3 separate regions of the Homo sapiens genome follow, and regions 2 and 3 are each linked to region 1. A link is a loop called in an ENCODE intact Hi-C map of the cell type or tissue named here. Cell type or tissue: gastrocnemius medialis. All regions are shown on one strand.

Region 1 (8,000 bases):
CAACGAGGGGTCATGAAAAGCAAGATTTATATCCATGGAATATGTGTAAAGAATCTGGATTTAGACTCTTCTGAGGGATGGTACAGCACTTTCTCTGAATCTGTTAAAGTTCCATTTTTGATAATAAGATACTCTTGCCCTTCTGGGAAGGAGGAAAAAAAATCCTGTTTCAAGAATATCGCTCAGTACTAGCTAGATGCGTTTCCAAATGTGAGAAAGTAAAATTATCATTTTAATCTGCCTCATTCTCACTTTTTGGGATCCAAAGGGTAGAATAAAAGACCAGTTTCAGACTGGTGCCTGTTTCAGACTGGTGCAGGGGGTGCCAGTAGCTCTGGGCCGGGGGGTCTGTACCCCAGGTTCCCCACCTACTGAAGGGCAGTGATCCACACAGCCCTGCTGGGGGTCTGCAGTGCCCTTCTGGGCCCTTCTTAATCCTAACAATTTCTGAAACATGCCCAATCATTTGGCACTTTGGCCTTCACGGATAATGGAGAAAATGGGAAGGAAGTGAGGAGGGAACCAGGTGGGAAGCCGAATGTGAGAAAAGGAGAAGAGCAGGAGAGAGAGGCCTCTGGTGAAGAACCACGCAATTCTGCAGGGAGAAGCAATGCTTGGCAGGTATGGTGCCTTGTTCCTGGACCAAACTGAGGGTCAGGCTGCTATTTCTCGTGGCCCAATAATGAGATGCAGATGGACTGGGGAGGAAGAGAGTTTTTCTTTCTGTAACCAGCTATAGGGAGAAGGCCTGGAAATTATCACCAGACCAACTCCAAATTACACAGTTTTCCAGAGCTTATATACCTTCTAAGCTATATGTCTGTGTGTAAGTGTGCATTTATCTAAAGACCGAAGTGATTAACTTCTTTTAATATATAACAGACCTATAACAAAGGTCTGAGTCCTGAAGACCTTCCTCTGGAGCCTCAGTAAATTTACTTAATTTAAATGGGTCCAGGTGCTGGGGTGATTACTCTTTATCTTCTTTCCTGCTAAATCATGAAGGTTCAGACCCCCCAGTAAACTGGTTTGTGGAGGCCAGAGGAGTTTCTTCAGACCCACAATGAAACTTGTTTAATCATAAATGTGTCCTGTTAAGAGTTCCTTCATTATTTTGTCATGCCCGAGTTTCAGGAAATGCCTACGCAAAACTCTTGGGCTTTTGTTACATTCCAGCCTTTGTATAAGGGCACTGGCTTTTCTTAGCTTTTAATATTTAACTAACCACTCAGTCAGTACTGAAACAGTTGTTATGGAGGCCTGTGTTAGTGAGACCTGGCCTGCCACATTGTTACATGTCACCATGGCAAGGCTGAACTGTGCTTCCCAGAATTCCCTTTTCTGCATAATTCCAGTTAGGGTGGGCCACAAGAGACATCTTGCACAGGACAGGACAGCATCATATTGTCTGTGCATTCGGTAGCTCGGCACTGTGGCAGCCGTGCATGTGTTGTCATTTGTCTGCCGGCTCATGTTGCTGGTGAGAGACGGCAGCAGGCCTGCAGCTACTACACTTCTCCTGGATCCTCTCTCAGCTTTTGCAAATCCTGGGCCAGATGGGTGTTAAGCTCCATAAAAAAGAGGCCTGGCTCTGGATCCTGCAGGACGCCCCACCCTGGAGGTTGGAGGCAGTGAGGGAATGACATGGGTTTAGTCCATCCTGCAGGTTCTGGCTTGTCCTTACTGTCCCCACTGTCTTAATCAGCTTGGGCTACTGTAACAGAATATGGAGTGGGTGGCTTAAACCACACACATTTATTTCTCACTGTTCTGGAGGCTGGAAGTCTGAGATCAGGATGCCAGCATGGTCAAGTTCTCAGTGAGGGCCCTCTTCCTGGTTTACAGATGCCTGCTTTCTTGCTTTTCCTTCCAGGATCATCTCTCTGTGTCTCTTTTTACAAGGGCACTAATCCCATCCATGAGGGCTTCAGGCTTATGACCTAATCATCTCCCAAATGCCCCACTTTCAAATACCATCATATGGAGGATTAGGCTTCAACATATGAATTTCAGAGAGTGCACAAAATTCAGTCCACAGAATCCCCTTTGCATTCATCTTTCCTTCTATGCTACCTGACTTGCAAATTTCAACTTCCAGCACTGGACACGGAGAAACAGCCTTGTAGAAACTAGTGCCTACAATTGCATAAGATGAAATCCCTATGATAAATTCATGTGGATGTGTGCATGTAAGGCTATCCTAGTGGTTCTGCCTTTCTGATCAAATTCTGACTGCATCAGCAGGAACACATGGAGGGGAGGACGGTGTGAAGGGCTAGCACCCTTGCTCTGTGGGTGCAGTCATGGGTCCTCTGCTACATCCAAAGATGGACCAGACTGAGTCAGGCCAGTTCTCTCGGGGTACCTAAAGAACTAGAACTGAGAGAGTCACTCTCTGTTGGTGCAGAGGCTGTAAGAGGTAAAGTTGGGGTGCTGTGGGGAACTGTATTAGTCTGCAATGGCTGCTGTAAGAAAATACCAAAGACTGGGAAGCTTAAACAACAGAAATTGATTTCCTCACAGTTCCAGAGGCCCTAAGTCAAAGATCAAGGTGTCAGCTGGGTTGCTTGCTTCTGAGGTCTTTCTCTTTTGTGTACAGATTACTGCCTTCTCCCTGTATCCTTATGTGGACTGTCCTCTGTGCACATACATCCCTGGTGTCTCTTCCTCCTCTTATGAGGACACTAGTCATACTGGATTAGGATCACCCTAACAGCCTCATTTCAACTGAGTGGGCTCTTTAAAGGCCTTATCTCCAAATGCAGTCACATTCTGAGGTACTGGGGGCTAGGACTTCCACCATATGAATATTTGGGGACACAGTTCAGCCCATAACACTGGCTATTAGTGGGCAAGTGTGGTAGATATACTTTTTGCCATCTGGAGAAAGTCTGATTGCGGAGAAAGTCGGACTGCAGAGAAAGAGAAGAATGTAGCAGACACTCAGAGAGCCATGGAACTGATACACTATATAGAGAAGACCACAGCCTTTGGGATGGAAGGAACCCAACTTTGTAAGGAGAGCCATTCACAACTGCCTCTGTAGATAACTCGTGACACAGCTCATAGGAATTTATCACTCCCAGCATACAAACTGTCTGACGGTTTGCCCTGCAGCATGGTCAGGCTTCAAGGCTGTTTTCCCAGCTGCAGAGCTCACAGGTGTCTGTGCATGAGTCTATTGTAGCTAGAGCATCTCCCCAGGCATGAGGCAGGGGCTGATATCGGGATCAGTCAAAATAGCTCTACTAGCAACAGCAAGACACCTTTTTTCCTATTATTATTTAAAATTATCTATGACTTTTTTCTCCCTTCTAGTGCTATAAATGGAAAAAAGATTTCTAGAAAGTTCTTTGTATGTTTTAGACATTCCTTTCATAACCTACAAGCTAACTGTATATTAATAAACTATTACCTCCATTCAATCACATGCCAAACTCACAGAAGCCCAATGACTTTTCAGTAACTTGTGCCAATGAACCAATCCATGTTTATTGAGCTCTGATTATAAATGAAGCTCAGCAGTAGGGAATACAAGAGATTAAAAGATGGTGAGGACAAGCTCCTCACTCTCAAAAATCTTACCATCTAGATGAGCTCAGGGACCAAGGCACTGAAATAGCCATGTACACCTCAGAGTCAAGGTCAAAGCATAATTTTAGTTTTGATTCAGTCCCTTGGCCAGAGAAGCAGAAGTGTCAAATTATAGCCATGAACAAGCACTTAAGTAGCTTAGCTTTGTCTATAGGAGGGTCTCTGGACAGCTGGGCAAATTCACAGCCTTTACTCTTCTAGTGTTTACTTCTTCTATGCATTTTTTGTGAATTCTAAAACAATGTGGCTATGTCACAGAAATGGAAGTCACCAGTTTGGTTTGCTAGCGTACTGCTTATGTACAAGTTGCTTTGGATTTCTTTTATGTCTGGGCCCTGGGTGGCCCTCAGTTCTGCCCATGGCAGTAGCTGACAGTGCTCTGTGGTTGTAGGAATATTTGGAAGGAGCAGAAAAGAGGTACAGTTAGAATGAGTGGGACTTGTCTGGTGGGTTGACTACTGATATAGTTCAGTGTCTGGTTACTGCTTTGAACATTTAGGTGAAAAATATCGTGCTGACCTATCCAGCACAGCCTCTGCGTAAAGAACACTTCACAGAGTAGTGAAGTGCAAACACACAAGGCAATAATTATATATTATAACACACACCTTATTGGTTCTGTTTCTGTGAAGAACCTTGATACATCTTCTAAGGAAATTTCTCAAATGTCCCATCCAAGAAGTGTTCCTAGATAAAATCTAGGATGCCCCGTTAAATTGAAATTGCAGATGTATCACAAATAATTTCTTATAAGTATGTCTCATGCAATATTTGGGACATACTTATAATAAAAAGTTGTTTATTGTTCATCTCAAATTCAAATTTAGCTGTGGGTCTTGTATTTTTATTTGCTAATCTGGCAACCCGACATCTACGCACTGCTGTTTTTGTAACATCTGCCGGAGCTACATGCCACAGCCATCACTGCCTGCAAGGGAGGCTGGGAAATGTAGTGCTGTTAACCAAGAACATTGTTGCAGTCAAGAACATAGGAGTTTTGGTAATAAGGAAGATGGAGATGATGAATAATGGATATTGGGTGGGCAACTCCTATAAAGTCCAGGTGACCCTTTTACCCATGTGAGATGGGTATAAGTCTATATTGATAATATTATTAGCAGCTATCCCATATTAGGTTCTTACTTTGTGTCATGAACCATGCTAAGACCTTTACATACAGCTTCTCATTTAATCTCCACAACAACATTATTGCTACCCCCATTTAACAGATTAGAAGCCTTATCCGATGGCTCAGGCTAAGAGAGATTTAGTTGTTTGAGGTCACACAGCTAGTAAGTTGCTGAGTTAGGGCTAGAATCCACAATGATGTGATTTCAAAGCTGATGCTTTTGATATTTTTTTCCCAACAACAATTCTGCATGCCTACCATGTGCCAAGCACTAGAACAAAGTATTGAGTTATTAGAGTAAACAAAGAAGACAGTCTTTGCCATCAAGGAGCTTACTTCCCATTATCGAGGCCTTTGGGAGGAGGTCATAAGGGTGAGGTCCTAATTCGATGAAGTAGTATTTTTATAAAAAGAGGAAGAGACAGCCTGGCGTGGGGGCTCATGCCTGTAATCCCAGCACTTTAGGAGACTGAGGCGGGCGGATCATGAGGTCAAGAGATCGAGAACATCCTGGCCAACATGGTGAAGCCCCGTCTCTACAAAAAAAAAAAAAAAAAAAAAAAAAGCTGGGTGTGGTTGCAGGCACCTGTAGTCCCAGCTACTTGGGAGGCTGAGGAGAATCGCCTGAACCTGGGAGGCAGAGGTTGCAGTGAGCTGAGATCACGCCATTGCACTCCAGCCTGGTGACAGAGCGAGACTCCGTCAAAAAAAAAAAAAAAAAAAAAAAAGGAGGAAGAGACACCAGAGACCTTCCTCTCTCTCTCTACATGTGCAGACAGGAAAGGCCATGTGAAGACAAAGCAAGAAGTCAACTCTCTACAAACCAGGAAGAGAACCCTCACTGGAAACCAACCCTCATAGCACCTTGATCATGGACCTCCAGTTTCCAGAACTGTGAGAAAATAAATGTCTCTTGTTGAAGCCACTCAGCCTATGGTATTTTGTCATGGGAGCCCCAGAAGACTAATATACCCCCACTATTGATAGAGAGAAACATAAATAAAAATCAGTAAATATGGAACAAATAAGTAGTGAAAAGAATCAGAGGTCATGGGGTACTAAGGATGGTGTCAGCTCTTTAGAAAGGAATCTCAACACACTGAGATGTGGCAATTGGGCAGAGACTTGAGGGGTGCAAGGGAATGAGACACGATGTCTGGGCAGGAATGCTCCAGGCAGAGGGAGCTCAGAGTCCTCCAGCAGGAGCCTGCACTGTGCCTGGAGAGGGAGAGCACAGGGCAGAGTGGCGGGAAATGAGGATGGAGAGTCAGGGCCAGGTCATGTGTGAAAGCCCAGGGTTCTAAGTATGATGGGAAGCCGCGGGGGAATGACATGGTCTGAACTTCATTTCTGTAAGATCAATAACTCTGGCTGCTGTGTAAAAAACCGAACCATAAGCAGAGGACAGTGGGAGTCGAGAGACCAGTCAGGAGGCCACACCAGTAGGGCAGATGAGAGAGGATGTAGCTTGAAATAGCCTGATAGATGTGGGGGTGGTGGAAAGTAGCCAGATTTCAGGATATATTTAGAGAAAGAACAGTCAGTAAAGAATCTGAGCAACTGGAAGGAATGAATTGTCATTTACTTAGATAGATTCATGTTCAGCGATGGAAATCAAGAGCTCTGGGCATTGGTGGGGGACCTTAAAGGGATCCCTCATAAGTGCCACCCCTCTTCTCTGCCTGAGAAATAAAAGAAAGACTAGAGATAGACACTGAAATATTACTTTTACTACTGATAGAGGACAACTGGGGGTAGCGGCTTAGAGTGGGATCAAATCACCCCCTAACCAAACTCCAGAATTAAGCAAACTTACCTCTCGGCCCCAGGCAATGCTGTCCAGGTTGAGCTCCTCAGTGAATCTCAGAGCACAGAAGAGAACAAGTGTTCTCTGCTCCCAAGTGAGCATGCCCAGACTTTACTCATCAGAACCCCCGAGGCAGTGGAGTGAGTCAAGGGCAGAGTGAGGCCTAGAGTTCCATGAATTGAACTCCTTTCATAAGAAGAGGACACCAGGAATGGACGAGACACATTTTCTGCTAATAGATGTGTTACGTTTGAGGCCCTTCATATGTCCAGGTGGAGTAAGGAGTTGGCTAGATAAGCCTGGTGCTCAGGGGAATGATTGGATTGATAATAAAGATTTGGGGTCATCAGTGTACTTTTGTTAATTAAAGGCATGGGACTGGGTGAAAGAACATACAAAGAAGAGGCCTGGGCACTCTGAGACTTAAAGGCCAGAAGGATGCTTAGAGAAGAATCCAGCAAAAGGGAAGACATACCCAGTGGGGTAGGAGGACAGCTGAGAGCTCAGTGAGGAAACTTTCAAGAAACGGAAAGCAATTCACCGTGTTGAATGCTGCTGGGAAGTACAACTATGGTCATTGGATCTGCAAGAGGGAGTTGTTGCATAATGAAGAATTTATCTGGTCATTATCTCTGTTCCTTGGAGGGAGATTCTAAATTTTGGGAATTTCCCAAGCAATAGGAGTGTCTTTGCTATTCATGGTGGGCCCTGATAGTTTTTGCTAATGAAATGACTCCAGATGACAAGAGGAGGAGGAGGGCCAGCACGGTGGCTCATGCCTATAATTCCAGCACTTTGGGAGGCTGAGACAGGTGGATTGCTTTGAGCTCAGGAGTTTGAGACCAGTGGATCACTTTGAGCTCAGGAGTTGGAGACCAGCCTGGCAAATGTGGCAAAACCCTGTCTGTACTAAAAATATAAAAATTAGCTGTGTGTCTTGGCACATGCGTATAATCCCAGCTACTCAGAAGGCTGAGGCTGTATAATTGCTTCAGCCTGGGAGGTGAGGTTGTAGTGACCCGAGATTGCACCACTGCACTCCAGCCTGGGTGACAGAGTGAAACTCTGTCTCAAAAAGAAAAAAAAGAGGATGGGGCTGGTCATGCCAGGAAAACCATGTGATTAGTGGGTTTGGTCTTTGAGCCACATGGTATCAAGCTGATCTCCAGACACTTGGAGTGTGAAGAGGGGCTTGAGTTGAGATTGATTTCAATCACGTAGCCAATGATTCAATCAATCATGCCTCTGTAATGAAACCTCAATAAAAACTCTGGCCACTGAAGTGTGTTGGAGCTTCCTGGTTGGTGAACACATCTATGTGCTGGGAGAGTGGGGCACCCTGATTCCTTGGGGATGAAAGCTTGTGTTCAGGATCCTCCCATATCTTACCCTATGTGTCTCTTCATTTGACTAGCCCTGATTTATATCGTTGATAATAAAACCATAGCTATAAATATAGCACTTGGTGGA
Region 2 (8,000 bases), 92 kb after region 1:
TTTCCTCGAACACTTTTTTCCCCCCTTAAAAGGGGGCTATTTATTTCTCAAAATTAAGAAACCATGATGCAAATGAAAGGAATGGTCGGACAGAAACCTGGGCTGAGAGGCCTTTGGTCTTACCGCTGGCTTATTCTAATTTTGAGCTGGATCTCATTCAATGCCAAGCCAAATTTGCCAGCTCATCATTAGCCATTACATGTACAGATATATTTGCATGAGGATTTTAGAAAATAAAAACAATTGCTCACCTGTCTTTCTATCAACTGAAACAGCCTTTCCAAATAACACTCTCTTTTCCCCTACCGCACCTCATGGAGCAAACATGCTGTGAGCAACTTTTAAAATAAATTATTCAGAATCTTGGAGGTTGGAAGATGGGGCAGAAGTCCCCTGGAGTATTTTGAAGTAAACACCAAATTATAAATGAAGAGCTCTTTATACACAGGTTATAGGGGCAGGAACAAGGACGGAGTGGATGGGCTGGATTCCAGCCCCTGGCTAACCTTCAGGAAAACAACTGAGTCTCAGTTCACCGGCTGGGAATCCTGAGGGGTAGTGCCCCTGTCTCTGAGGGTCTAGTGGAAAGGTTCCCTGATGAACCTCTGTGTGGATGCATGTGTGGGGGAAGAGTTCTCTTCTCCAGGCCTGGTTTCCACCGTCTGGGCATCATCTACCCCTAACGGAGGTGTGCTGTCTCTGCTCAGGCTGCAGAGAGGACGGGTGGGCCTGAGCGGAAGCAGAGAGTGGGAAGAGATGGCCTTGGGCATGCAGGAAGCCCTCTCTGGGCTGCCTTCCAAGGGCCTGATTTCCAGCTCTGCCGTGGCCCATCCAGGACAGAGGGCTTCAGCAGCTGTTTGGAACAAGGCTTAGTCTAGGAGACAATCTGACAAGGTATAAGAGACGGACCCAACATGTCTTTGGGATGAGTTGATAAACAGCACAAGGTTTATAATTAGATCCCTGATTATCCTAAATTTCTAAAACAGAAGATTTTTGCTTTCCCTTCCTCTCCCATGGTAGAAAACTGGAAGGCATGCAGACCACCCTGGAAGAGCCCTCTTCCCAGAACTCTGGGGGTATAAAGGCTTGCCTAGGTAGGCCAGGACTGAAGAATGACAGGTCATGTCATCTTTTGCCAGATACTGGAAAATTCATTCTAAACACACATACAAAAAATCCCCATTGCATTTAATTAAAATATAATATGGCCAGGTGCGGTGGCTCACGCCTGTAATCCTAGCACTTTGGGTGGCCGAGGTGGGCAGATCACCTGAGGTCGTGAGTTCGAGACGAGCCTGACCAACATGGAGAAACCCCATCTCTACTAAAAATACAAAATTAGCCGGGTGTAGTGGCACATGCCTGTAATCCCAGCTACTCAGGAGGCTGAGGCAGGAGAATCGCTTGAACTCGGGAGGCAGAGGTTGCTGTGAGCTGAGATTGCGTCATTGCACTCCAGCCTGGGCAACAAGAGCAAAACTCTGTCTCAAAAAAATATATATATGTGTGTGTATATATATACGTATATATATATGTGTGTGTGTGTGTGTGTGTATATACGTATATATACACATATGTGTATATATTATATATAAAATATATATAATATATATAATGCATACTCTCTGGGCATGGTGACTCATGCCTGTAATCCCAGCACTTTGAGAGGCCAAGGAGGGAGGATTGCCTGAGCCCAGGAATTTGAAACCAGCCTGGGCAACATAGCAAGACCCTGGCTCCACAAAAAATTTTAAAAAATAAGCCTAGTGTGCTGGCACATGCCTGTGAGTCCCAGCTACCTGTGAGGTTGAGGTGGGAGGATCATTTAAGCCCAGGAGGTCAAGGCTGCAGTGAGCCATGATCACGCCACTGTACTCTAGCCTTGGTGACGGATAGAGACCCTGTCTCAGAAAAAGAAAAAAAAGTGCGTAAAAATGATGAAAATATCACATCATAGAAAACTATATTCAGTGAAAACAGCCAGGCACAGTGGCTCAAACCTGTAATCTCAGTGCTTTAGGAGGCCGAGATGGGCAGATCACTTCAGGCCAGGAGTTTGAGACCAGATTGGCCAACATGGTGAAACCCCATATCTACTAAAAAAAGAAAAAATACAGAAAAGATTAGCCAGGCATGGTGGTGTGTGCCTGTGATCCCAGCTACTCAGGAGGCTGAGGCAGAATAGCTTGAAACTGGGTGGTGGCAGCTGCAGTGAGCTGAGATCACATCACTGCACTCCAGCCTGGGTGACAGAGTGAGACCCTGTCTCAAGAAAAAAAAAAAAAAGAGAGAAAAAAGAAAACTATATTCAGTGAAAAGTAAGCTTTCATTTCTTCCAGATCAGGTGCTCTCTTTTCAGAGGAAACCAAGAATACATTCTTCTACATATTTTTCTGTGCATCAACAAAGATATACGTGTATCAGTAAACATATCTGTTGATATTTATATGACAGAATACTATACCCAATATTTGTGATCTCGCTTTAATCACTTAACACATCTCAATGCTCTTTTTTTTTTTTGAGATGGAGTTTTGCTCATGTCACCCAGGCTGGAGCGTGTGGTGGTGCGATCTCAGTTCACTGCAGCCTCCGCCTCCCAAGTAGCTGGGATTACAGGCATGCATCACCACGCCCAGCTAATTTTTATATTTTTAGCAGAGACAGGGTTTCACCATGTTGGCCAGGCTGGTCTGGAACTCCTGACCTCAAGTGATCTGCCCACCTCGGCCCCCCAAAGTGCTGGGATTACAGGCGTGAGCCACGGTGCCTGGCCCCTCAGTGCTCTTTTTATCTCTACCTAGAATGATCCAACTTATTTTAAAAATCTTCATACTACCAGTGCTGAAACAACATTTTCCACACATTTCTTAGGTGTGCAAGTTTATTTGCCAGATATATTCCTAACAGTAGTGGAACTGTTAGATCAAAGGCATATGAATTTTTCATTTTGATAGATATTGACAAATTGCCCTCTAAAGAGAGCATGTCGATTTATATTCCCTGCCTGTCTGCACTCTTACCAGTGCTGTGCATTTTAAAACTTTCTGATCTTTGCAAAACGTATGAGTAAACAAATGTGTCTTCAGTGATTTTCTTGCTTCCAGTCTTGCTCCTTTTGATTCACTATTCACTCTGCAGCTAGGGTGTGAGTCCAATCCTGTAACTCAGCTTTAGAAGATGCTTCCATGGCTCCTCACCGTCCTTGAAATAGAGTCCCATTTCCTTGACTGGCTCACAAGGCCTTTTGTGTTTGCGGTCCTGTGTAGGTCTCTACTGCCATCCCTCATCTCTTGCTGCCTCGCACTCCACATTTCAGCCATGCTAAACTACTCAGTCTGCTCTCCCTCACCTCCTTCCAGACCTCTTTCCCGTGCTCCACCTGCCTGAGAATACTTTCCACTGCCTGTCTTCCCTACTCTGGCTCACACTCATCATTCTATTTTTGGCTTAGATGTGACATCTACCAGGTTATAACAGGGATGCACTGGCTGCCTCCACAGCCCTCTTACTTCGCCTTTTAAATTATGCAACACTTGGTATATCAAAATAGTATGTAATATACACGTACGTTATGATGCAGAATCATAAAAATAAACCTATGCACCTACCAACTGCAACTGAAGAAACAGATGGCTGCCAACACTGTAATATGTGCTGCTTTCCTATCCATCATTACTCTTACCACACTGGGTGGTAGAGAATCTATACTTGTCTCTATTTCCCACTGGCATCTGAGTCCTGGGAAACAGGTCTGGATCTGACCCATGCATAGTGGTATTCCAAGGCCAAGCATAGGGTGTGATAAGTTGCAATCACTTAATAATATTTTTAAATTGAATATAATAATAGTCAGAAAGGGGAATTTTTTTTTAATAGCCAGGCTCTCAGAAAACAAGTCAGTTATTAAGAACTTATCATCAGTTCACACTGTACTTTGGGTCATTTTTCCAAGGTCAGAGATCAAGTTGTATAGCTTAAGCCTCCTTGTCTGCCTCCTTTGGTGAGGTAGTATGCTATGACTTTTCATTTCTTTTCTTTTTTTCTTTCTTTCTATTTTTTGGTGGGCGGTACCATTGCTTATTTTAATTTTTCAGTTGTGTATCAATAAGGCTGAACAGTTTCTGAAGTACCAGGAATCTATATTAATATTATAATTGCAAAGTGAGTAAACTTACTCTTCCATGGTAATAAGTAATTCAGTTCCTGTCCAAAGCGAGAAATGTCATTCGTGACACTGATTTCACAAATTAAATGCTATCAGCTACTTGAATTAAATAAGGAAACATATCACTAATGGAATTTAAATTAAGGTAACAATAGTAACTCTAATTTAATAAGGGTGGACCTCATGCTAGGCACACTGTAGATTTTTTGCTGATCTTTACCATTATCCTAGAAAGATACGAATGATTATTTCTGTGTTCAGATGAGGACATAGAGGTTCAAAGGGCGAGGGATTGAACCAATGCCACTAAGCCTGGACATCAGAGAGCCAGAACGGGCATCAAAGTCTGTGTCTCCACAAAGCCAAGCCCCTTCCCCCATATCACACAGCATCTCAAACACCATAACTAAAGAAATAGCACAATGCCTTTAAAAAGTATTTTCCTTATTTTTTTCTTTAATTTACCCTGGTCTATCACTTAAAAAAATCATTTTTATTGTTTTAAAATTATAACCTTTACTATTTTTTTACATGGTATTGGATATTTACTAAAAAGAGTATAATAAAGTAGTATGTTATTCATGATAAGTGCTAAAAGGAAAAACAAAGCAATGTAAGGGGATGGGAGGGGACAAGTCTGGATGTTTCGTTAGAAGAGGAGTTCAGAGGAACTTTCTTTGATAAGATGATATTTGAACAGAAACCTCAGTGAAAGGAGGGAGGGAATCTGTGGAGATATCGGGGGTAGAAGGTGGGGAAAGAGGGGTCCCGGGCAAGGTGCACCTGCCTCAGTGTGTACATTCACACCTAATTTGTAGCATATCCCAAGCTATAATATGGCTGTTTACATTTTAGAAGAGATTCCCCTACATTTTATGGAGCTTATGAATTGAAAAAGTTCTCTTAAGTCCTCAAAACAACCGATTTCTCTTGACTTCCAGACCCCCAAGAGCAAGCTGCACCTTTGCCTGCTTCCTGTTGACTCTGAATGAGGAGAAGGTTGCTCAAGCACGCACTCCCACTAGTGAAGCTCAGCAGAGAGCTGGTGATTGGGGACTTAATGAGATGGCACCTGTGAAACCCAAGTACATGCATGAAAGCTTATTGCTATTTTGGTTTTTGTAAGATTGAAAGTCAGGGGCACTCAGCATGGTCATATTTATCAAGCAGAAAGACATAATTCTCTTGTGTATTAGAAGTAAAGGTCCCATTCAAAGCGCATGTGTATTTCTATCTCTCCAGGCATGCTGGGGCCCGTTAGACCAAATACCACGTGGATGGTCTCAGCAGACAGAAAAACTCCACGGAGTTCTATCTGGGTAGAGGAAGGCCATCAAAGGGAGATATTGTCCAGGGCCTGAAAGTGGCACCAAAAAAAGAAAGGGTGGATCTTCACACAGGATGGGTGGAGGGGAAAGGAGGGAAGCTATTTAGCTAGAAACAAAACAAACCCACCCAGAATGAAATTGCACAATAAAAGGAGGAACAGAGAGTTCACAGTGCCAATTCGAGAATAAGTTCAATGCATATTCTAGCAAATTAGTAAATAAAACAGGATGAAATAGTGGATCAAGAAGGATTATTAATGAAAAGAACCATGACTTTGGGTTGCTAGGCTCCAGCTTGAGAGTCGCCAGCAGGACTAGATATGTCTGGTTAAGGTGGGTGGAAGCTGTCTCCATGTTCACAGTCATGTCTGCAAAAATAGAATTGGGATGATGAGAAAAGCCTGAAGGAAAATAAGCTGCTCTTCTACTCTCTCCATTCCTTGTGCATTGCTTCAATTTAACCTTACTAAACAAGCGCCGGCCTGCAGAAAGATGAGTGGTGTTTTCTATTCAATTAATCATTGAGGTGCTCTCCCAAAGAAACCGTCTGTCAATAAGACACATTTGGAATGATGACAGGAGACCATGGACTATTAAACAGTAGAATGATGTGGATTTTCAGCTCACTTTCAAGGTTTCAGAGAGCACATACAACAAACACTTTCCTTCTAAAGACTCTAGGACCCCCACACTGTTGAATAAATGACTGTGTGTGTGTGTCTCTCTCCATCTCTCTCTCTCCTGCTCTGCAACATTTATGAAAAACTAGTGCAAAAATTGTGCATGGTTATGGATTCTCAAATCAAGTTTCCCCTGGGTTATCATTCAGATGAACTTAGCAAGAGAATCTTATTGGTGATAATAATTATGATAATGAAAGTAACTTCCAGGCTGCGTGTGGTGGCTCATATCTGTAATCCCAGCACTTTGGGAGGCCGAGATGGGAGGATTGCTGGAGCCCAGGAGTTTGAGACCAGCCTGGGCGACATAAGGAGACCTCATCTCTAAAAAAAAATTAAAAATTAGCTGGGCCTGGTGGCTCACGTCTACTTGGGAGGCTACTTGGGAGGCTGAGGCAGGAGGATGGCTTGAGCCCAGAAGGTTAAGCCTGCAGTGAGCCATGATTGCACCACTGCACTCTAGCCTGAGCCTGGGCAACAGAGTGAGATCCTGTCTCCAAAAAAAAAGTAACCTCCAATATTTGCACAGGTCCTTATGGTTCATACTTAGTCCCCACAAGAACGCTTAGGTAGTACATATCCCCATTTTATACCTAAGAAAGCTGGCTTAGGCACACGCTGCCAGAATTTGGAAGCAGTCAGCAGAGCAGTCCTAGGGAGTGCTAGGTCTGAGCGGGACTGGACCCTTTATCTCCCTCTGCTTTCCTCTCTGCCCTGGCCAGAGAAGAGCACCAAACACATGCTGTCAATCCTCACTCTGTCTCCACAGGGACGCCAAACGTCCTGTGCTACTAACAGACTTTCCACATGTGGAACTCCTTATGGCTCACAGCAGTTGGGAGACAACGACACTGCTGATCAACCAACTGCTCTGCTGCTGGTCTTAACAAGCAATGATAAAAAAGACCCATCAACTTCTGAGGTCGGCCTCCCAGAAGACAAAGCCTTTGTTCCCAATGTGGAATCAAGTCCTTGAGGGCGCCAGCTCTGTGTCTGTGCTTCCTTCAGCACCCTGCTCTTTTCCTCTTGCCAAATAGAAACCTTTTGAACTAGCATTTCTCAAAGTACTCACCAGAATGTTCCAGAAGATGTTAGGCAATGGAATGTGGAGAGGGTGGTGGGAGGATTCTGTGATCAAATGTGCTTGAGAAATGCTCTTGAAGATTTACATGCACACTAGTATAGTAAAGTTTCTGAGGAATCCCACAGTAAAGAACTATTTAATTTTATTTATTTTTGTGGTTCAGATTCTCCTTTTCTTTCTCCTCTGAACCCTACCCATGTCTAGTGGAATATTTCTTTACCCATTATAGAATTGTAAAATTATGCAACCCTCCAAAATAATATCAGAGCAAGGCCAGGCGTGATGGGTCATGCCTGTAATCCCAGCACTTTGGGAGGCCAAGGCGGGCAGATAACCTGGGTCAGGAGTTCAAGACCAGCCTGAACAACATGGCGAAAGCCTGTCTCTACTGAAAGTACAAAAATTACCTAGGCATGGTCATGTGTGCCTGTAATCCCAGCTACTCAGGAGGCTGAGGCAGGAGAATCACTTGAACCTGGGAGGCAGAGGTTGCAGTGAGCCAAGATCGTGGCATTTCACTCCAGCCTGGGCGACAGAGTGAGACTCTGTCTCAAAATAAACAAACAAACAAAAAAAGACAAAATAATATCAGTGCATAGAATGTTCTGGAAATGCCTAGCTTCCTGAACATGGCCTGGTATACAGTAGGGCTTACAGTTGTTGAACATTTTTAGGTATTTTATAAATCAATCCCCAGTATTTATGTAAAAGAATGAAACTATAGCCAATTAAACAAT
Region 3 (8,000 bases), 310 kb after region 1:
GCTATGCTGCTAAGGTTATGCTCAGAGTGGGCTTGTAATCATGAGGTACGAGTGAAACACAGTAAACTTAAATGCCACTTTCCATTAGATTGCTAGCAAAAAATGACTAGAGGTTCTGTGTTTCACTGCTCCCGGGGGAGTACTGAGCATGCGAGAGGTTGGGGGCATATCCACAAAGCCTGCAGGCAGATCTAGGGGACAAGCTGCACTACCACAAATCTGGGCGGGTACCTCTCAGCAGCAACTCCAGCTGGGCGACTATGTTGTCACCTCAGTCAGCCCTGGAGAGATGGCCACCATGTTCTATTTTTGGAGTCACGTGTCATTGAGAATCCCCAAGCACGAGCAATCCCCTAGTTTTTTCAAAATATATAGCTACACACCAAAAACATTCTTCAGGTTTTAATGTATTACTTGCAACTAAATTCAAACTGCTGCCCTAAATTCGAGTTGGATGGGCCAGCGTGATATTTTAGGCTCACCAGCTGGCTCAGGGTAGTCTGCAAACCAAAGGAAGGCAGGCTTGTTACAAAGCAGCATTATTTGAGAAAAAAGACAGACCCCCAAAGTGCTAGGATTCTCATAGAGTTAATATCCAAAGTTTCCAGAGTTTCGATGGACATTCCAAGATTCCTGGGTTTCATGGCAAAACCAAATGAGGGTATACTTTCCCCAGCTGTTCATTCTTGAGTACAACCTAAAAATGGCATCATACAGCCAAGCCTCGCCCACTTCAGCCTGAGAGGCATAAAATCACTTCCTGATCAAACCTGTATTAATTCAGAAGCTTCTAGATTATTGAATATCAAGCTTGTCCAACCCACGACCCACAGGCCACATGCTGCTAAGGATGGTTTTGAATGTGGCCAAACACAAATTCGTAAACCTTCTTAAAACATTATGGATGTTTTTTGCAATTCTTTTTTTTAGCTCATCAGCTATTGTTAGTGTTGCTGTTTTATGTGTGGCCCAAGACAATTCTTCTTCCAGTGTGGACCAGGGAAGCAAAAAGGCTGGACATGCCTGCTGTATTTTTATATATTTATATATATAGATAAATTATATGAATTTTATATATATATATATCTATATATATAATATATCTATATATATATAGTGGGTGCTTAATGCCTGAATCCCTTCTCTGGAGACTGAAGGAAGCGGTAGGATAACCTGGAGAGAATTCCAGGAGTAGCAGATATGGGTTCTTCCACTGGCCCAGAACTTGTCATATGATCTTAGGCAAATGTCTTAAAATCTCTGGGCCTACTTTCTCAGTCTGTACAGTGAAAAATTACATCTGGGTCTCTTAAGAACTGACTCATCTCTAAAACTCTAGGAATATCTCATTGTACTATAGCCCAGAAAAATCGTTTAGCATTCATTTTCAAATCCTATATCTAGAAACATGCTTGAGGCCCCTTTATGTGTTGAGTCAATATTTGCCTAGGAGAAGTTCCACAGTAATATTTTAGAGGGATAGTGACTTAACGCGGAAATGTAGAACTCTTAAGTGTTTCATCACATTACTGTTGTCTTTCACAAGACTGTTTCTTCTTCTTACTTTTACTCTTGAACATTAAAATGTTGTTAAAGATTGTGTCAGCCACGAGGCCACAAGTATGAAGCAGAGTGGAGTTTGCCTGCATGAGAATGGGTTAATGTCACCCCTCTAAAGTGGGTTGTTTTAATCTCTCCACAATTTACAAATAAATTTTGTATTTTACCTAAGCTAGTAGAAAGTAACCATTTTTAATCAGTAATGGGAGTAAAAGTGTACGTGTGTATGTTTATGCACATATGCAAATATATATGTATATACAAAGGCCATGCTAATTATCATCACAAGTTAAAGTACCGTATTCCACCTCAATAATGCTTTAAAAATATAAGGCAAAACATATTTATTTTAAAAAAGCTTTAATGGGAAACAGTTCTAAAACCACAAGATATATTCAAGACTACATACTTTTCTTAAATCTCTTCTACCTATCTCATTTCAGACTTCAGTAAACCAGCTCCTTTTTTTTTTTTTTTTTTTGTTTTGTTTTGAGACAGAGTTTTGCTCTTGTTGCCCAGTCTGGATGGAGTGCAATGGCACGATCTCGGCTCACTGCAACCTCCACCTCCCGGGTTCAGGCAATTCTCCTGCCTCAGACTCCTGAGTAGCTGGGATTACAGGCATGCACCACCAAGCGCGGAAAATTTTGTATTTTTTTTTTTAGTAGACATGGGGTTTCTCCATGTTAGCCAGATTGGTCTCGAACTCCCTACCTCAGGTGATCCACCTGCCTCGGCCTCCCAAAGTGCTGGGATTACAGGTGTGAGCCACCACGCCCAGCCGTAAGCCAGCTTTTCTTTTACTGGTCTTATAGCTTGAAAAATGATTTTGGCTTAAGTTTTCTGGGAGCTTCTGTCCTGAGAAGTTTCCCTACAGTCTCAATATCATGATGACAGTCTCGCATTGAAGAAGACTGCTCTAAGCAAGTCTTGATTCAGAGAACTAGGGATTCTCCTTCCCCAATTCCACACAACACCAGATGTTTTTCAGGGGTGTGTGTGCGTGTGTGCGTGCGTGCGTGCGTGCGTGTTTTCCCTCTCTTGTTTTAGCTTAACCAAACAAAAGCAGCAATGCCAACTATTTACTTACCATTCCAACATACCTAAGTATGGTACAATAAAAATATTTTAACCTGTTTTCTCACAGTAGCTCTAATACCAATCTTCAAGTTATATTCAGCATCTGCCACAAGTCACATTTGTTTTTGATATAGCTTGAATTTACTCATGTGTCTATGAAATGGAATCATTTTTAGCATTTATAGTGTATCATTTACCTGCTGTACAAATATTTTTGCAGCTTTTTGTATGTGCCAGCTACTTTTCTGAGCACTGGGTATCCAAAAAGCAAAACCAAAACCAAATATAAATATATTGTGCTAAAGGTTGTCACAAGTCAGTTGTGCAGTAGAGGTAACCTGACTCCCTGAGGCTCACTTTGCAAGTGCTAAAATTGTCACACAGTTCCCCGTTATGTCTGAATCAATACCAATCCTTGTGACTAGGGCAGCTGGTCAAATCATATATTCACTGCTCTACAGTATTAGAAATGCATCTGTCTTTGGTGAAGACTAGCCTATCATTCTTGTGCCATTGGATATCACCCCCATGCTTGTTGTCCTGAACAGTGTCCTAATGGAACAGCAAGACTGTGCCCTTCCCCTCCTGACAGATGTCATCCAAACAAACAAAGAAGTTGCCTTCAAAGACCTGGATGTGGCCATTCTCTTGGGCTCTGTGCCAAGAGAGGAAAGATTTACTGAAAATGTAAAAATCATCAAATGGCAGGGTGCAGCCTTGGAGAAATATGACAAGAAGTTCGTTAAGGTTATTGTTATGGGAAACCCAGCCAATATCAACTGCCTGACTGCCTCCAAGTTGGTTCCATCCATCTTCAATGAGAACTTCAGTTGCTTGACTTGTTTGGATCACAACCAAACTCAAGTTCAAATTACTCTTAAACTTGGTGTGACTGCTGACAATGTAAAGAATATTACATATCTGGGGAAACCATTCCTTCACTCAGTATCCAGATGTCAACCAAGCCAAGACGAAATTGCAAGCAAAGGAAGTTGTTTATGAAGCTCTGAAACATGACAGCTGGCCCCAGGGAGAATTCATGGCTGTGCAGCAACATGGTGCTGCTGTCATCGAGGCTCAAAAACCATCCAGGACAATGTCCACTACAAGAGCCATCTCCAACCACCTCAGAGACATCTGGCTTGGAACCCCATAGGGAGAGTCTGTGTCCAGTGGGGTTATCTCTAATAGTGACTCCTATGGTATTCCCAGTCATCGTTCTACTCATTCTCTGTCGTATTCAAGAATAAGACCTGGAAATTTGTTGAAGCTCTCTCCATTAATGATTCCTCATGTAAGAAGATGGATCTTACTGCAAAGGAACTGGCAGGGAAGAAAAAGAAACTGCTTTAGAATTGCTTTCCTCTGTCTGACTATAAATCATTTTGATGTTGCTAAATGCCCTAAAGCTGAAGAATCTAAATGTCGTCTTTGACACTAGTACTAAATAATAATACTGCTATGTGTAAATTACTCGTGAAAAACAACATGTTTTGAAGATTATTTGCTTCTCAGTACAGACTTGTGAGTGACAGTTTATTATCATGCCGTTAATCCTGCATTCTAAATAAAAATATATATTCAAATAAAAAACAATAAAGGCAGTCACAGGTTCCACTCTCTCTGATAGACACTCGTTCCATCTAGATTTTGCTTCTTCTCATTCCCTTCAGAAATAGATCCTAAAATGTATAGAATCCAAGAAATGTGTGAGGTTCCATCCACATCTTCTTACCAGGCCAAGCTACTTTAAAAATATGCACAGTGTTTGTGTGTGCATAAGTAAGATCAAAATTTATCACCATGATTCCAATGTGCAAAAAAATGAAAGATTTTCTTTCATTGACCTTATCTTGCTCTTGTTTTCTAAAATGCTTTATTTTTGTCAACTGAAAAGTAACAAATTTTTTTAACACGCTGTGCAGAGTTAACATGGCAGGCCTGAGATTGCTATCTTTAGAAAGGCCTGCTTGTGAGGTTGGCCCTTGGCTGGTGTCCAGGAATTTGGACTTGGGGAGGGTTCCCACCATTCCCAGAACTGATAAGAAGGACTCACTGTGCCTAAACTGTACAAACAATATGGTTTCTGCCAAACAATCTCTTTCCTTCTGGGCGTCTGGAATTTGGGTATGTGCTGGGCAGCGGTGCCTAGTGACCAGCCCCAAATAAAAACCATAAGTCCTAATCCTCTATTGAGCTTCCCTAGTAAACAACACTTCAGACCTGAGGTCACAACTTATTGCTGGAGGAATTAAGTGTGTCCTGTGTGATTCTGGTGGGAAAGCCTCCTTAGAAGCTTGTGTCTGACTTCCCTGGACTTCGCCCCATGCGTCTTTTCCCTTTGCTGTTTGTGCCTGGCATCCTCCTGCTGTAATAAATCTTAGTCATGGGTATGACTCTATGTTGAGTCCTGTGAGTCCCCCTGGTAAATCCCTGAACCTGGAGGTGGTCTTGGGAGCCCTGGACACATATTAATTATTGAGGTGTCCTATGCACCGAGCACTTTTCTAGGAGCTGAGGATATAGCAGTGAGCAAAACAAAAGTCCCTGCCCCATGGATTTTACATGCCTGGGGGGTGAGAGGGTGGAGGAGGAGAGGAAGGAGACAGCCCATATGAAATAGACAAGTAAATTGTGTAATGTGCCTGACGATGAGAAGTGCTGTGGAGGAAAATAAAGCCGGAAAGGAGGTAGGCAATGCTGGATTTGAGGCCTGCCACTTTAAACAGGGGAGTCATAGAAGGCTTTGAGTTAAGATCAGTAGGAGAAGGGGTAGGAATATCTGGGAACAAGGCTTTCTAAGCAAAGGGAACAGCTGGTGCTACAGGCCCTGAGCTGCAAGCATGTTCAGTTCAGGGACAGCAAGGAGGCCAGTGTGGCTGCAGGGCAGGGAGCCACAGGCCAGAGGGATAGAATATGAGACTCAAGAGTACAGAGGGCTGGATCAGGTGGGCCATTGCCAGCTTTCTGGCTTTTATTCTGAGCGAGGCAGGAAGTCATTAGAGGGCTGTGAGCAGAGAAGTGACATTAAAAGATTTGTTTTTAAAAGTATCACTGTGGCTATTGGTGGAGAATACATTCTAGGGTGGCAAAAGCAGAAATAGGAAGGACAGTCAGGGGATTATTGTAATAACCTGGGACTCATGGGTGAATTAGATATGTGATGGGGGAAAAAGAGGGGAGTCGATAATGATTCCAGGGCTTTGAGCCTGAGCACTTGATGAAGTTGCAGTTTACTTTGGGGAAACTGAGGAAGCAGCAGTCTTGAAGGGGAAGGGGAAGACAGAAATTGGATTTTGGATTTTCATTTTTTTTTTTAAGAGATGGAGTCTCATGCTGTCACCCTGCTGGAGGAGTGCTGTGGCATAATGTTGGTTTATTGCAGCCTCGAACACCACTTGGACTCAAGCAATCCTCCCACCTGAGCCTCCCAAGTATCTGGGACTACATGCACGCACCACCACACCTGGCTAATTTTTGTATTTTTTGTAGAGACAAGGTCTCCTTATGTTGCCCAGGCTGGTCTCGAACTACTGGGCTCCAGCAATCTTCCCGCCTCAGCCTTCCAAAGTGCTAGGATTACAGGCATGAGCCACTGCTCCCAGCATGGAAATTTGGATTTTAGATGTGTTAACTTTGAGATGCTTAACAGTCTAGTAAAACCGTACAGTTGATATTTCTATTTTGTAGATGAGGAAACTGAGGCACAGAGAGGTTAAATGATTTGCTCAGGGCCACACATCTGAGAAGGTTTCACATCCTCAGTCTGGTTCCAGCATGTATTCTCTCAAGCCCTCCACTACACTGGACTTGCAATCTTCTAAGCTAAAATGACTTCCCATGATGCAATAATAGATATACATTAATAACAAATATGTAAATGTTATTCAAATAAGATTAACACAATATAATAAATAACAAATACTTATTTGTAATTATTATTATTATTATTATTATTATTATTATTATTTTGAGACGGAGGTTCACTCCTTGTTGCCCACGCTGGAGTGCAATGGCATGGTCTCGTCTCACTGCAACCTCCGCCTCCTGGGTTCAAGCGATTCTCCTGCCTCAGCCTCCCAAGTAGCTGGGATGACAGGCATGCACCACCATGCCCAGCTAATATTTGTATTTTTAGTAGAGATGGGATTTCTCCATGTTGGTCAGGCTGGTCTCGAACTCTCGACCTCAGGTGATCCGCCTGCGTCAGCCTCCCAAAGTGCTGGGATTACAGGTGTGAGCCACCGTGCCTGGCCAAACTCCTGGTTTTTAAGACAGATAGATAGGTTCATGGATGGATGGGTGGATGGATCGATGGATGGCAGGCAGATATTGATAGAGATAAGCATGTGTGTGGATGAGTCATGAGTAATCCCTGCTGCCCAGTCTTTTCATGACTGAAGGATTTATTATCAAAAATGCTGGAAACATTGTTGACTAACAAGTCTCAGCTGCCAGCCCTTTTTGGAATTGCCTTAGCTAAAGAGAGCCACCTTGCCCGACTTCATGAACCCTTCCTGGGGAGGCTCATATTCAATGACTGATTGACTCAGGGGTATGAAGGCCTGAATCCCTCATCCCAACTCAGAACTCTAAAGGAACATCCAGCATCAGAGCTCCCATGGGGTCAACTGAGGTCTTTGTGGAGACCGCATCACAGCCTATCTTCTCCCTGTGCCCAATCCTGCTTCCTTCCCTTGCATTCCATAGTAGTTCATCCCTAGAGCGCTCCCTAACAAACGTTCTGCTCACTTATTTCTGTCTGCATTCAGTTCTCAGGGAACCCTTCCTGTAAACTGCATGTGTGAGTGCACACACACACACACACACACACACTCACATCCTAGCTCTCTGCTGAAAGGGCCTAGAAGCAATGACACTCCTGTAGCAATGAGTACTCCTAGTGCTCAAATATTAGTTTCTAAACATTATTCCCAATTAGCAGGGTATGGTGGCACATACCTGTTGTCACGGCCACTCAGAGGGCTGAGGTGGTAGAACCACTTGAGCCTGGGAGGTTGAGGCTGCAGTGGGCCGAGTTCACATGGCTGCAGTCCAGCCTGGGCAACAGGGTGAGAGACCCTGTCTCAAAAACAAAACAAAACAACAATTATTCTCCGCTAAAAGGAACAAGGGGTTCTTGGAGAAATGGCTGATTCCAGAGTTGGAAAAGAGAAAATAAAAAATGATCCTGAAACATCTTGAACCAGAAAGTAAAGAAGTGTTCAAAGAAGGATGGGGCCATGTCAAAAGAACACAGGAAATAGCTTGAAGGGTTCTCACTGGCCAAATCTTGTGCAATTTGAGTGTCAAAATAATGACAGTAACAAATTATAGCTCACTGAATAACATAAGAATCC

Evidence for each region. Hi-C counts contacts between places; a loop is a spot of excess contacts. Peaks named below come from ENCODE experiments on the same cell type or tissue, not always from the same donor. Only the 100,000 strongest peaks of a DNase experiment are listed, where the experiment ranks them.
Region 2: it touches region 1 in a loop (6-fold over the local background); 1 of 110 quality-filtered maps calls a loop at or near these places.
Region 3: it touches region 1 in a loop (2.6-fold over the local background); 1 of 110 quality-filtered maps calls a loop at or near these places.

Annotation. Positions count from the first base shown.
Region 1 is chr6:15,790,384-15,798,383 of GRCh38, forward strand. No RefSeq gene overlaps it. Among named protein-coding and RNA genes, the nearest start is that of DTNBP1, 130 kb to the left of the region's middle. In gastrocnemius medialis, no CTCF peak of the experiment used is centred here; DNase peaks (open chromatin) are centred at 3,108 and 6,178; H3K27ac peaks cover 5,582 bases.
Region 2 is chr6:15,882,362-15,890,361 of GRCh38, forward strand. No RefSeq gene overlaps it. Among named protein-coding and RNA genes, the nearest start is that of LINC02543, 110 kb to the right of the region's middle. In gastrocnemius medialis, no CTCF peak of the experiment used is centred here; a DNase peak (open chromatin) is centred at 3,460; H3K27ac peaks cover 695 bases.
Region 3 is chr6:16,104,589-16,112,588 of GRCh38, forward strand. It overlaps the pseudogene MDH1P2. Among named protein-coding and RNA genes, the nearest start is that of MYLIP, 20 kb to the right of the region's middle. In gastrocnemius medialis, no CTCF peak of the experiment used is centred here; DNase peaks (open chromatin) are centred at 253 and 3,003; H3K27ac peaks cover 5,920 bases.